Regions from separate parts of the Homo sapiens genome. Here region 2 is linked to region 1. Evidence: chromatin loops called from intact Hi-C (ENCODE). Cell type or tissue: Calu3. All regions are shown on one strand. Each heading gives the region's core, and the rest is flanking DNA. Links, peaks and the distances in the headings are about the cores only. Region 1 overlaps GPR162 (G protein-coupled receptor 162). Region 2 has its middle 12 kb from the start of COPS7A.

Region 1 (6,665 bases), core at 2,486-4,985:
TTGCCTCCCTTTCCCCCTCAAGCTGCCTCCTCTCCCCTAGGCCGGCCCCTCCTCCCCAGCCACCTGCTGTTTCTGCCCTGGAGAACCTGGAGGGGGACAGGAGGGAGGAGCCGCCTGACCTTACCCCTTCACCCCAAAGGGCGAGGGACCCCGTCGGCCAGGGAACCTCCCAGATCCCCCTTCCCACCTTCCTCTGATCTCTCCCTGTCCTTCACCTCCCTCTCTCTGTCCTTCACATCTTTCCTGCCTCCTTCCCTCTCTGACTCCCTATCTCTTTCATCCTGAGCCCACCAGCTGGGCCTGGGTGGAGGTGGGTGGGAAGGGGTCCAGGGCTGTAGGAGAGGACACTGGGGGCTGCTCTTGGCCAAGTCCCTCCACCTCCCTCTGGCTGGCCATTGCCATGGCAACTAGGGTGTACTGGGCTCCGGAGGGAAGCCAAGGGTGGGGGTGGACCAGGACCTCTTGGGGAAAGCAAGGGTCTGAGCTGCTTCCATGGGAAACAGACCCTTTCACTGCTGTGCCCCATTTTTACCCCACTTACCCTAAAGCCATTATGTGCTTCCTTACAGCCCCACTCTGTTCAGGGTTTCACCCGATTCCCTTACCCCCCTTCCCAGGGCTCACTGAAGCTCAGCATCACGCACTAAAACTGGGACCATCCTTCCTCCCATGAGAGGGAAACTGAGGCTCTGGGCCAGGGAGGAAGAGTCAAGGTCTCCCCACGGGGAGTCAGCACCTTATTGAACATTTGGCTTTTCTTCTCAGCCTCCTATTCCCTGCTCCCTCCCTCCCTCCCTCCTCCAGTCCCTCCTCCCTCCAAAGCCTCCTCTCCAGGGGGTTTGAGCTTTTCCTGCTATTTTCAGATACTACCACTTTGCCCCCTCTTTCTCTTCTGCTCAAACTCTCCTCCTTCTCCCTAGTTCCCCCTCTTTCCATTTCTGGATGCTTCTGATGTCAGCGGTTTCCCCGCCTTCAGGTTCCCTAGCACCCCCTTCGGTCCCAGACTCCTTTCTCCCATTTTCCCAGATATGGGTAGCTGGAGGGTGATCACCCAGGTTTGGGGAAGTAGGGGCTAAGCACCAAGACCCCTGCATCCAGGAGACCGGCAGGTAGGGGAGGAAGGCTGTGATGCCATATCCCAGTTCACTGTGAACCCTCAAGAGGAAACCAGTCTTGTGTCTCCCATCAGTAGTTCTGAAGAGACATTTAGGGACTTGAAGATAGGGGTGGAGTAGTGCTGAGCAGGGGATGTTCTAAGAAGGAACCTGGGAGTTCCAGCGGGAGGAGGAAGGGCTAAAGGAGACAGGGAGGTGGGAATACCTTCTTCCCTAGAGGTCTGGAAGAGTGCGGCTCTCATCTGTGTGGGGTGTTTAGCTGTCAGAGTTAAGGCAAAGGAATGTTCTGAATGACCCTCAGGGCCTTAGTAATCAGTCATGCCTATAGTTTCAAGAAAGGGGGCACAGGAGGCTGATTGGAGACCAGCCCAGGCCCTACCTTTGCCCTCTCCCTCCCACATCTCATCTTTCCCTTGCAGCCTGTCCAGGGGGCTGAGCCCCACCCCCAAATCCCTGGGGCATCCAGAAGATTCCTGACTGGTCAAGAACCAGAGGCAAAAGAGACCTGGAAGTCCCAGCATGGGGACCAGAACCCCCCAGCCAGCCTCATAGTTGGGAAAGTAGCCAGCTTGCCTGCCCCATCAATTGCAGGGATGCTTAAGGAAGGCCCCGCCCAGTATGAAAGCTGAGGATTGCCTCTGCTGACCCTCAGTCTCCTCCCCTGCCCTCTACATCTGCCCTCAGCTGGGTCCATCATGCAATGCTGAGCACTGGGGTGAGCCTGGGGGCAGCCTGCCTGCTGACAGGGCGAGGATTGTGGGGATCATGGGAGTGTTTGTGAGTGGGGCTCCTGGGTGAGACCTAGCCCCCACCCCCACAGAGCTCAAGGGGGTGGGGGGCTGAGGATAGGATGGCTCGGGGCGGGGCGGGGGCAGAGGAGGCCTCCCTGCGCTCCAACGCATTGTCCTGGCTGGCCTGTGGGCTCCTGGCGCTGCTGGCCAATGCCTGGATCATCCTCAGCATCTCGGCCAAGCAGCAGAAGCACAAGCCACTGGAGCTGCTGCTCTGCTTCCTAGCGGGCACACACATACTCATGGCAGCTGTGCCCCTCACCACCTTTGCCGTGGTGCAGCTGCGTCGTCAGGCTTCCTCCGACTATGACTGGAACGAGAGTATCTGCAAGGTCTTCGTGTCCACCTACTACACCCTGGCGCTGGCCACCTGCTTCACGGTCGCCTCCCTCTCCTACCATCGCATGTGGATGGTGCGCTGGCCCGTCAACTACCGCCTCAGCAACGCCAAGAAGCAGGCACTGCATGCCGTCATGGGCATCTGGATGGTCAGCTTCATCCTCTCCACACTGCCCTCCATTGGCTGGCACAACAACGGCGAGCGCTACTATGCCCGCGGCTGCCAGTTCATAGTCTCCAAGATCGGCCTCGGCTTTGGCGTTTGCTTCAGCCTCTTGCTACTTGGGGGAATTGTCATGGGTCTGGTCTGTGTGGCCATCACCTTCTACCAGACACTGTGGGCCCGGCCCCGGAGGGCTCGGCAGGCCCGGAGAGTGGGGGGTGGTGGGGGGACCAAAGCGGGTGGGCCAGGGGCCTTGGGTACCCGGCCAGCTTTTGAGGTACCAGCCATTGTGGTGGAGGATGCCCGAGGGAAGCGGCGGTCCTCGCTGGATGGCTCGGAGTCTGCCAAGACATCCCTGCAGGTCACCAACTTGGTCAGCGCCATCGTCTTTCTCTATGACTCACTCACAGGGGTGCCCATCTTGGTGAGATCGGGGTCCTCCCCACCTGTTCTCCCCAATATCCAGGCCCCAGCATCATCACCTGACCTCCAACTTCATCAGCCATACAGCAGCTCCGTCATCTCTCCTCCAGTTCCATCATCCATCTTCCTCTCCTCTGTCCATCCCCCACTCCATTTGTGGCCCCCATCTTGATCATCTGTCTTTTAGTTCCCACTACCCTGTTTACCCCAGCTCCAGCATCTGCTTCAGTTCCCACTCCTCAGCTCCATCACCGTCCTTCAGTTCCACGACCTGTCCTCCAGCTCCGTCATCCATCCTGCAGCTCCACGGTTCAGCCGCAGACCTCTCATCCAGCCGCTGGGCTCCACTCTCCATTCCCTCCTTCCCTCGGGCTGCCACATGGTCTCTGAGCACTCTTGGCTGGAAATCCCACAGGGCTCACCCCACCACCCCATCTAGTCACTGTTCCTGGGTTCCTGTCTGTCTCTACGGTTCCTGGTCCACCTCTGTTCCTCTCCCTCCTGACCGCAGGGCTTTGTCTCCAGCACTCTCCCCGACCTTCCTCTGAGTCAGTCCCTTCCCTCTGTTCACTCCATCTCCACCTCCGGCTTCGCCTCTGTTGGAGCACAGGGATCAGGCATTACTTCTGACGTCTTGCCCACCAGCTGCACTAGGATATGGGGTTCAGGTGGGCTCCTCAGCTCTGGCCCTGACCCAGCCCGCTCCCACCCTTCCCCAGGTGGTGAGCTTCTTCTCCCTCAAGTCGGACTCGGCGCCCCCCTGGATGGTGCTGGCTGTGCTGTGGTGCTCCATGGCACAGACGCTGCTGCTGCCCTCCTTCATCTGGTCCTGCGAGCGCTACCGCGCCGACGTGCGCACAGTGTGGGAGCAATGCGTGGCCATCATGTCTGAGGAGGATGGAGATGACGGTCAGAGGAGGGGCTGGGCTTTGGCTTTCCTGGACATCTGTCTATTCCCTTTTCTGCCGCTCCTTCTCAGCCAGAGGATGGGCTGCCCTGGAGTGCCCCCTACTGGACAGAATCTGCACCACCCTGGGCTCCCCTTTCCCTAAGCAGGCACCCTGCTGTCCACTCACTGCTTCCCGCAGCACTCAGGGCTCCCTTCACTGGGCCTAGGCTCCCCTCCAGAAACCCACACTGCCCAGCTCTGGCACTATGGGGAACCTGAGCTTCCCGAGAGAGGCCCCCCAGCTATAGGGACGGCTCTTGGGGGAGTGCAGGCAATTGTTTCAATAACTTCATCTATATGTATGAAGCACTCCACTCAGGATTTAGCACTGAACGCAGCAAATGCTAGCCACTCTCACTGTCCTCTTGGAACATACATGCTAATGGGAACTAAAGGGGTCTCTGGGAGCTTATAAAGGCAGTGGTGGGAGGCCGCGGTAGGCATTCCCTACCTGTAACCACTCTGCCCATTTTCTCTCCTAGATGGGGGCTGTGACGACTATGCAGAGGGCCGAGTTTGCAAAGTTCGCTTTGATGCTAACGGAGCCACAGGACCAGGGAGCCGGGACCCCGCCCAGGTGAAGCTGCTGCCTGGAAGGCACATGCTCTTCCCTCCTCTTGAGAGAGTCCACTACTTACAGGTATGGAACTGGGGGATACATCTCCTACCCTTGGTGCCGCTCATCACTTTTCTCCAGTGTCTGTTAGGCACCCCAATCCCCTCTTCCCTAGCCCTGGCTTTCAGGGCACCATAGAGCTGGGTGAAAGAAAGCTATAGCAAGAGAGGCATCCCTTCAGACCTCGTGGGGCCAGGTTTGCCCACCGGAGCAAACGTTTTGAAGGTTAAGAAGGTGGCACCATCTTCCGGAGTCCCCACTTGGTTCCTGCCTCTGCCTCTGTCCCTGCAGCACCTTCAGGTCTTACCCGCTCCTCTTCCCAGGTCCCCCTATCCCGGCGTCTGTCCCATGATGAGACAAACATCTTCTCTACCCCTCGGGAACCAGGCTCCTTCCTGCACAAGTGGTCATCCTCTGATGACATCCGGGTCCTCCCAGCCCAGAGCCGGGCCCTCGGGGGTCCTCCTGAGTACCTGGGACAAAGACACAGGTTGGAGGACGAGGAGGACGAGGAAGAGGCTGAAGGTGGGGGGCTGGCCAGCCTTCGCCAATTCTTGGAGAGTGGGGTTCTGGGGTCAGGTGGGGGACCCCCACGGGGTCCTGGCTTCTTCCGGGAGGAGATCACCACCTTCATCGATGAGACACCTCTGCCTTCTCCGACTGCCTCACCAGGGCACTCTCCTCGTCGGCCCCGGCCACTGGGCCTCTCACCCCGCCGACTCTCCCTTGGGTCCCCTGAGAGCAGAGCCGTTGGACTTCCTTTGGGACTAAGCGCAGGGAGACGCTGCTCCCTGACGGGGGGTGAAGAAAGTGCAAGGGCTTGGGGAGGATCCTGGGGCCCAGGCAACCCCATCTTTCCCCAGCTGACCCTGTGAGCCCAAGCAGGCCTGCTGAACTCAGAGGAGAAAGCCTGAGTGAGTAACACCTCATTCTGGCCGAGAGTAGGGCAGCTGCCTCCAGACTCTGGGGAGACGGGCGCTAGATTTGGGGCTCAGAAGGCCCTGCTCTCTCCCATCCAAGTGACCAGATGCCCTACTCAGCTTCCATCACCCCTAGCAATATGTATTAAAGTCTGAAGTGTTGCCATGGAAACCTCAGTGTCCAGTGTACTGCGGTGGAAAGGGGCTTGGAGGGTGGAGTGGCTCACAGGGGACACGACAGAGCAGGGGCAGCAGACAGAGGCACAGAAGGACACATGGAGAAATGATCACATGCTCCACCAGGCAGCCTCGCACAGGGAAGGCTGGGAGGAGCATATCCTGCTGGGGGCGGGGCTTGAGGACACACATCTTCGTTGGTTGGGGTATGAAGGATCTCTGTTCAGATTTGTTGAGGTGGTTTTAGAGCGTGGCTCCAGCCCCAGTGCCCAACTCTCCTTCTAACCTCAAATCCATGCAGGGGCTCACTTTATGGGCAGGAAAGGTTTTGGGGCTGATGCAGTGTCCCGGGCCTGGACACCTCCTCCTTGCTGCATTTTAAAGCTCTTTCTCCAAAGGAGTGCAGGGGTGGATGAGTGTGTGTGTGGGCGGGGGTGGGAGTGCAGGGGTGGATGAGTGTGTGTGTGGGGGAGTGCAGGGGTGGATGAGTGTGTGGGGGGGGTGGGAGTGCAGGGGTGGATGAGTGTGGGGGGGTGGGAGTGCAGGGGTGGATGAGTGTGGGGGGGTGGGGGGGGGCGAGGGGGGGATCGGCGTCCACACTCCTTTTTCTGGACCCAGAAGCGTGTGTGTGGAGGGAACACAGCCCCAGTAGTTACCCCCAGACCTCAGGGGCTGAAGTCACCGCTGGGGCTGAAGTCATCCTTCATGGATGCCCAGGCCTGCTCCAGTTCCCGCCTTTTGCCCTCCTCCTCCCAGTTTCTCCCTCTTATTCCACACTAGACCAGCTTTGTCCACTCAGCACTCTTCTCTCTCCATCTTTTCACATGGGCCTCTCCCACCATCGGGTCTCAGCCCCATCTTCTCTCTCTCTCTCTCTCTCGGCCTCCCTCATTATTTCTCCCTCTCCCTCCGCCTCTCCATCTCTCCTTCCTCCCCCTCCCTCCCCTTCCCCCCTTTCCTCTCCCTCCCTCTCGGCTCCCGCATTTCCCCTCGGCTGCCGGCGGCTCCGACATCATGCTCCGGCTCCTCCGGCCGCTGCTGCTACTGCTGCTGCTGCCTCCCCCGGGGTCCCCTGAGCCCCCCGGCCTGACCCAGCTGTCCCCGGGGGCGCCCCCGCAGGCCCCCGACTTGCTCTACGCTGACGGGCTGCGCGCCTACGCGGCCGGGGCTTG
Region 2 (7,822 bases), core at 2,448-4,947, 90 kb before region 1:
GCGGGCGTATCACTTGAGGTCAGGAGTGTGAGACCAACCTGGCCAACATGGTGAAACCCATCTCTACTAAAAATGCAAAAAAATTAGCTGGGTGTGGTGGCTCATGCCCATAATCCCCTAAGGAGGCTGAGGCAGGAGAATCGCTCGAACCTGGAAGGTGGAGGTTGCAGTGAGCCGAGATCATGCACTCCAGCCTGAGTGACAGAGTGAGACTCCATCTCAAAAAAAAAAAAAAGGCCGGGCGCGGTGGCTCACGCCTCTAATCCCAGCACTTTGGGAGGTCAAGGCGGGTGGATCATGAGGTCAGGAGATTGAGACCATCCTGGCTAACACAGTGAAACCCCATCTCTACTAAAAATACAAAAAAAATAGCCGGGCATGGTGGCGAGCACCTGTAGTCCCAGCTACTTGGGAGACTGAGGCAGGAGAATGGTGTGAACCCGGGAGGCGGAGGTTGCAGGGAGCCGAGATCGTGCCACTGCACTCCAATCTGGGCGACAGAATGAGCTCCGTCTCAAAAAAAAAAAAGTAGTGGATACTTACTGAAAGGCACTGGACATACAAATGATGGCCGCTGTTTCTGCTCTCAAGGAGCTTGAGTTCAGACTATGTCCTCCCACCTCATAGAATTATAAGGGAAAGAGTTGGTAATGAACTTGAATTTTCACATCAGAACCACACAGAACTGTCAGATCTGTGGCAAGAAGAAGCCATTGGACTTCTGTCCTCTGTCCACTAGAGCTCTCCAGGGAGTGTGCTAGAAGGATCAGAATCCATGGCCTAGAGTGCTGCCATGGACTCCCTAGATTTGGAGAGCTCTAGTGGACAGTTGAGCCTTCATTTGCATGTGAAGTGGTTGCCTTCTGAGGGTCCTGGGGTTGACAGCTGCTCCCCAGAGCTTGTGATGTTCTTTAGGTGGAGATTTAGGATAGACCACTCTTCATTGGTCCTAAAGCTATCAGTCATGGAATTAGAAAGTGGGAGTAGGGGCTGGGCATGGTGGCTCATGCCTGTAATCCCAGTACTTTGGGAGGCCGAGGCGGGCAGATCACGAGGTCAAGAGATCAAGACCTTTCTGGCCAACATGGTGAAACCCCATCTCTACTAAAAATACAAAAATTAGCCGGGCGTGGTGGTGCTTGCCTGTAATCCCAGCTGCTCGGGAGGCTGAGGCAGGAGAATTGCTCGAACCCAGGAGGCAGAGGTTGCAGTGAGCCAAGATGGCAACACTGCACTCCAGCCTGGCGACACAGCGAAACTCCATCTCAAAAAAAAAAAAAAAAAAAAAAAGGTGGGAGTGGGATCCTGCATTGTTGCATTGTTTTTTGTTTTTTGTTTTTTGTTTTTTGTTTTTGAGACGAAGTTTCGCACTTGTTGCCCAGGCTGGAGTGCAATGGCACAATCTCGGTTCACTGTAACCTCCGTCTCCTGGGTTGAAGTGATTCTCCTGCCTCAGCCTCCCGAGTAGCGGGGATTACAGGCATGTGCCACCATGCCCAGCTAATTTTTGTATTTTTAGTAGAGACAGGGTTTCTCCGTGTTGGTCAGGCTGGTCTCGAACTCCCGATCTCAGGTGATCCGCTTGCCTGAGCCTCCCAAAGTGCTGAGATTACAGGCGTGAGCCACGACGTCCGGCCAGATCCTAGGTTTTTGATTACAAATTGGCTAGGTAAGCTTGTTGTCTTGAGCGGGGCAGTCACTTAACGAAACCAGTCTAGGGAGCCCCATTTCAGGAGTTGAAACTCTTAGCTTCTCAGCTTTTCCCTAGACAAGCAAGACTTGATTCTCAGTCTCTGCCTCTGAAATAAACCCCTTCTTCCCACGCCCGCCAGTGTGTAAAAGCTGCTAACTCCTGGTGCTTTGAGCCTGTCCTGCCACCCCTGCCCGTGCTCCAATTTTCCTTTGAAACTTAGTATCACCTTTACGTGTAAGCTGGTCCCGGCTAATGGTGCCATAACTTCCCAGGCCTCCCTTATTCTAGCCTTTAAGAATGGCTCTCAAGTCCAATGTGGCCTAGGCTGGGACTGCCTGACTTCACCCAAAGAGGGAGGGGAAACCATTCACATCCCAAGGTTATGGGACAAAGACAAATGCCATTTGCCTTTGATTCACAGAAAGAAGGGTCTTGGCTGTGAAGGCATGGGGAAAGGACAGTAGATTATTTGGGTGCTGGTGAGGATCAGTTTTTGACTGCGAAATTGGGTTCAGGATTTAGGGATTCCATGTGTAACCAGGCCCAGGGCACCAGGAGAATCTTCCTAACCAAGAATCGTGTCATCCACTTGCACACTCACGTGCTGATCCTTACTGGATAGTGATCTTGGATGATTTTAGGGCTGGTCACAACAGTTATCTATTACTACGTAATAGATTACCCTAAAACCATGCCTTAAAACAACATATAAATATGATCTGTTTCTGTGGGTAAGGAATCGGCACGGCTGAGCTTAGTTTTCTGCTTAGGTTTCTCACAAGACTGGAGTCAAGGTGTTAGCTAGGGCCATAGTCCTCTCAGGGTTCAACTGGGGAGGATTTGCTTCCCAGCTCGCTCGGTGGTTGTCAGCAGGATTCACTACTTCACAGATGGTTGGACCGGGGACCTCGTTTCCTGATTGACTGTTGGCCAGAGGCCACCGAGGTAGCCTTCTCCATCACAGCAAGAGCCAGAAAGACAACACCAGCAAGATGAAGTCACAGTCTTTTGTTACTTAATCATGGAAGTGACATTACCTCACTTTTACCAGTTACCAGGTCCAGTCTATACTCAAGGGGTGAAGGTTACACAGGGTGTGGCTGTCAGCAAGCAGGAATCATTGGAAACCATGTTAGAAGCTGCCTATCACAGGCAGTTTTTCTGGGCCACCAGCATCAAAATCATCAGGGGAGCTTCTGAAAATGTGCATTCCTGGACCCCACTTCCACCCTTTTCTATTGAATTAGAACCTCCGGGGTGTGAACTGGAAATGTGCCCTCATCACCCTCATTGACTCAGCTCTGCAAGGGCTCTGAAAAGGCTACTGCAGGGCCTTGGAAGACATGTAAGGGGGCCCAAGGTCACCGTCTGAGAGAGAAGGGAAAAGTGAAACTTTTGAGTACAGGGCAAGAGAGCAAGAGAAACTTGTCCTTTGAGGTTCTTAAGTACATGGTTATATATTACAAGTGTGATAAGTACTTTAAGAAGTATTGGGTGACACGAAAGCATTTAACTGGGATCTACATCTTGCTTGGGGTCAGAAAAGCCTCCAAGGACATGACCTTTAAACTGAAACTAGAAGCCCAAGTAGGAATTAGCCTGATGAAAGAGAGGGCGAGCATCTTGGATGGGAAGAATAGTGGGATAAAGGCCTGCAGGCAGAAAGGCTTCATTCTGTGACCCGCTGCCTGTCCCTCAATAGGAAATGCATAATTTGGGGAATGGGGCAAGATAGACAATCCTATACTTACTGTTCATTTATCAGTCAATTGGCAAATACATCTTGTTTTTTGTTTTATTTTGCTTTTGAGACCATGTCTTGCTCTGTCACCCAGGCTGGAGTACAGTGGCACGATCATATGGGAATGGAGAGGGAAGCCCCAGGGGCCCAAAAAATGTCAGAGAGACACGGGAGGAAAATCAAGAGAACAATCCCGTAAAAGTTTATGAACTCCTGGGCTAAGCTCTGAGCTGTGCAAGCGTAGATCTGTCCCTGAACAGCCTACCTAAGGCTTTGTGAACTGAATTACAGAATGGATCACTGTCCAGGTCTGACTGGCCACTGGGTGGCACCCGAGCCGGCCTGATCCAAATAGCACTGCAAACACTTTTAAAATAAAACCGACATTGAAACCACAGTGCCAAAAAGGCAGGTCAAAACTTGCTGCCTGAACCTGATTACCTGCTAAAACAAATTACCATTCAACATGTTCAACATGCTCCTTAAGATTTTAACAAGACCCAGAGCCTCAAACCATAATATTCAAAATATCCAGAGTATGATTTAAGGTGACTCAGCATACAAATAACTCTCCAGGGAAAAGACAGCCAACCCCAAGGAGGCAGAAGTGTTGGAATTTAAAGCAAATGCTGCAAGCAGTCTAACCATGCAGGAAGAAGAAAGGGAGAATGCTTTTGAAACAAATGTAAAGAAAGTCTTAGCAAAGAAATGGAAGATATAAAGAACCAAACAGAAAATAGCAATAACTAGGCCGGATGTGGTGGCTCACGCCTGTAATTCCAGCACTTTGGGAAGCTGAGCTGGACCATTCACCTGAGGTCAGGAGTTCGAGACTAGCCTGGCCAACATGGTGAAACCCCACCTTTACTAAAAATACAAAAATTAGCCAGGCGTGGTGGCAGGCACCTGTAATCTCAGCTACTTGGGAGGCTGAGGCAGGAGAATCGCTTCAACCTGGGAGGTGGAGGTTACAGTGAGCTGAGATTGTGCCATTGCACTCCCCCAGCCTGGGTGACAACAGCGAGACTCTGTCTCAAAAACAAAAACAAAAACAAAAACTTCCCAAACCTGGCAAAAGACAAAGACAGATTCAAAAAGTTTGGTGGATAGCAAACAAGATATACTCAAATCCATGTCCATAGCCAGCGTGGTGGCACATGCCTGTAGTCCGAGCTACTTGGAAGACTGAGGCAGGAGAATCACTTGAACCTGGGAGGTGGAAGTTGCAGTGAACCGAGATCAAGCCAACTGCACTCCAGCCTGAGTGATAGAGCTAGACTCTGTCTCAAAAAAAAAAAAAAAAATCCATATCTGGACACATCAGAATAAAATTGCCGAAGGTTAAAGACAAAGAAAAAAGTCCCACAAGCATTCAGAAAAACAGTGCTTTTCACACAGGATAAAAATGACTCAAATGACTGCACATTTTTCGTCAGAAACTATGAAAGTCAGGTGGAACTAGAATGATACTTTTAAGGGGCTTAAGGGAATTAACTCAAAATCCTATATCCAGTGAAAATATTGCTCAGGAATGAATGTGAAATAAAGATATTCTCAGGTGAAGGAAAATAAGAATTTGTCACCGGAAAACCCGCTGTAAAATCCTAAAGGAAGTTCTTTAGGCAGAAGAGAAATGACACCAAAGGAAACACGGAACATTAAGGATGAAGAGCAGCAGCAATGGTAAATATAATAGATTATTTTTCTCCTCTTAAGTTCTTTAAAATGTTTATGACAGCTGAAAGAAAATCATAAATTTGATGTTTGTCTCAAGAGGGAATTCTCTAAATATAATTTTAAAACAATTATAAATTCACCTAGAGCCATGCACCGCGGCTCACGCCTGTAATCCCAGCACTTTGGGAGGCTAAGGCGGGCGGAACACTTGAGGTCAGGAGTTGGAGACCAGCCTGGCCAACATGGTGAAACCCTGTCTCTACTAAAAACACAAAAATTAGCCGGGCGTGGTGGTGCATGCCTGTAATCCCAGCTACTTGGGAGGCTGAGGCAGGAGAACTGTTTGAACCTGGAGGTAGAGGTTGCAGTGAGCTGAGATCGCGCCATTGCACTCCAGCCTGGGCAAGAAGAGTGAAACTCCGTCTCAAGAAATAAATAAATTCACCTAGAAGGCTAGGTGTGGTGACTCACACCTATAATCTCAGCACTTTGGGAGGCTGAGATGGGCAGATCTCTTCAGCCTAGGAGTTCTAGACTAGCCTAGGCAACATGGTGAAACTTCGCCGCTATAAAAAATACAAAAAAAATTAGTGGGGCATGGTGGCCTGTGCCTGTAGTCCCAGCTACTTGGGAGGCTAAGGCAGGAGAATTGCTTGAGCCTGGGAGGTAGAGGTTGCAGTGAGCCAAGATTGTGCCATTGCATTCTAGTCTGGGCAACAGGAGTGAAACCCTGTCTCAAAAATTAAAAATCAATAGATAAATTCACCTAGAACTAAGCATTTTTAGCGTTTAGTATGTGGAGTTTCAGTATTTGTAGTATGTGGTGTTTGTCATTTATAGTAACACATATGAGAACTACGAGATGAGACAGTAAAGGGAGCTATGTTGTGGTAAAATTTCTACATTTAACTTGAAGTGGTAGAAAAAAACTCTGATTGTGAAAAGTATGTATTTTGTAATCCCCATAGTAAGGGTTAGTAAACCATATTCCACAGGCCAAATCCAGCCCACTGCCTGTTTTTGTAAATACAGTTTTGTTGGACTGTAGTTACACCTCATTCATTGCATATCATGTATGGTTGCTTTTGCACTACAGCATCAGATTTGGGTGTTGCAACACACATTGTATGGCTGACAAAGCTCATCATATTTATTGTATCTGGCCCTTTACAGAAAAAGTTTGCCGGCCCAGTGTAGTGACTCTTGCCTATAATCCCAGCACTTTGGGAGGCCGAGGCGGGTGGATCACGAGGTCAGGAGTTCAAGAACAGATTGGCCAAAATGGTGAAAGTCCGCCTCCACCAAAACTACAAAAATTAGCCAGGCGAGGTGGCAGGCGCCTGTAATCCCAGCTTTTCAGGAGGCCAAGGCAGGAGAATTGCCTGAACCCAGGTGGCAGAGGTTGCAGTGAGGCGAGATGTCACCAATGCCTGTCCTAGAGCGACCACTAAAGAAAAGAAAGCCAGGCGCGGTGGCTCATGCCTGTAATCCAAACACTTTGGGAAGCCAAGGTGGGCAGATCACGAGGTCAAGAGATCGAGATCATCCTGGCCAACAGGGTGAAACCCTGTCTCTACTAAAAATACAAAAATTAGGCCTGGCGCGGTGGCTCACGGCTGTAATCCCAGCACTTTGGGAGGCGGAGGCGGGCAGATCACGAGGTCAGGAGATCGAGACCATCCTGGCTAACACGGTGAAACCCCGTCTCTACTAAAAATACAAAAAAAAAAAAAAAAAAAAAAATTAGCCGGGCGTGGTGGCGGGCGCCTGTAGTCCCAGCTACTTGGGAGGCTGAGGCAGGAGAATGGCGTGAACGCGGCAGGCGGAGCTTGCAGTGAGCCAAGATCGCGCCACTGCACTCCAGCCTGGGCGACAGGAGCGAGACTCTGTCTCAAAAAAAAAAAAAAAAAAAAAATTCGCTGGGCATGGTGGTGGGCGCCTGTAGTCCCAGCTAATCGGCAGGCTGAGGCAGGAGAATCACTTGAGCCCGGGAGGCGGAGGTTGCAGTGAGCCTAAGTTTGCAGAGAGCCGAGATCGCGCCTCTGCACTCCAGCCTGGGCGACAGAGCAAGACTCCGTTTCAAAAACAAAAAACAAAACAAAAAGCCGGGCGCGGTGGTTCAAGCCTGTAATCCCAGCACTTTGGGAGGTCGAGGCGGGCGGATCACGAGGTCAGGAGATCAAGACCATCCTGGCTAACACGGTGAAAACGCGTCTCTACTAAAAATACAAAAAAATAGCCGGGCGTGGTGGCGGGCTCCTGTAGTTCCAGCTACTCGGGAGGCTGAGGCAGGAGAATGGCGTGAACTCAGGAGGCGAAGCTTCCAGAGAGCCGAGATCACACCACTGCACTCCAGCCTGGGCGACAGAGCGAGACTCCGACTCAAAAAATGAAGAAAAAGAAAAGAAAATGATACAGAGATTTACTGGGTGAAAAAAATCTGTACATAAATTAAAATGGAATACTAAATAACATTCAAGTAAACCAATACAAGGCTGGAAAATGGAGACAGAGAAATTACAAACAGAACAAACAAAATAAATAATAAATAATAGAAATATTGCCGGGCGCGGTGGCTCACACCTGTAATCTCAGCACTTTGGGAAGCCGAGGCAGGTGGATCACGAGATCGAGACCGTCCTGGCTAACATGGTGAAACCCCATCTCTACTAAAAATACAAAAAAATTAGCCGGGCGTGGTGGCGGGCACC

What was found. Hi-C counts contacts between places; a loop is a spot of excess contacts. Peaks named below come from ENCODE experiments on the same cell type or tissue, not always from the same donor. Only the 100,000 strongest peaks of a DNase experiment are listed, where the experiment ranks them.
Region 2: it touches region 1 in a loop (20-fold over the local background); 64 of 110 quality-filtered maps call a loop at or near these places.

Annotation. Positions count from the first base shown.
Region 1 is chr12:6,821,934-6,828,598 of GRCh38, forward strand. GPR162 (G protein-coupled receptor 162) reads left to right here. Exons shown (of 5, transcript NM_019858.2): 2 at 1,535-2,832; 3 at 3,551-3,740; 4 at 4,263-4,420; 5 at 4,720-5,488. The coding sequence starts at 1,966. The coding sequence ends at 5,271. It overlaps P3H3 (prolyl 3-hydroxylase 3), which reads left to right and starts at 6,474. Exons shown (of 15, transcript NM_014262.5): 1 at 6,474-6,665. The coding sequence starts at 6,508. RefSeq lists an enhancer at 5,131-5,699. In Calu3, for the core only: a CTCF peak has its summit at 3,857 (motif pointing left); a DNase peak (open chromatin) is centred at 3,838.
Region 2 is chr12:6,732,110-6,739,931 of GRCh38, forward strand. No RefSeq gene overlaps it. Among named protein-coding and RNA genes, the nearest start is that of COPS7A, 12 kb to the left of the region's middle. In Calu3, for the core only: no CTCF peak of the experiment used is centred there; a DNase peak (open chromatin) is centred at 3,772.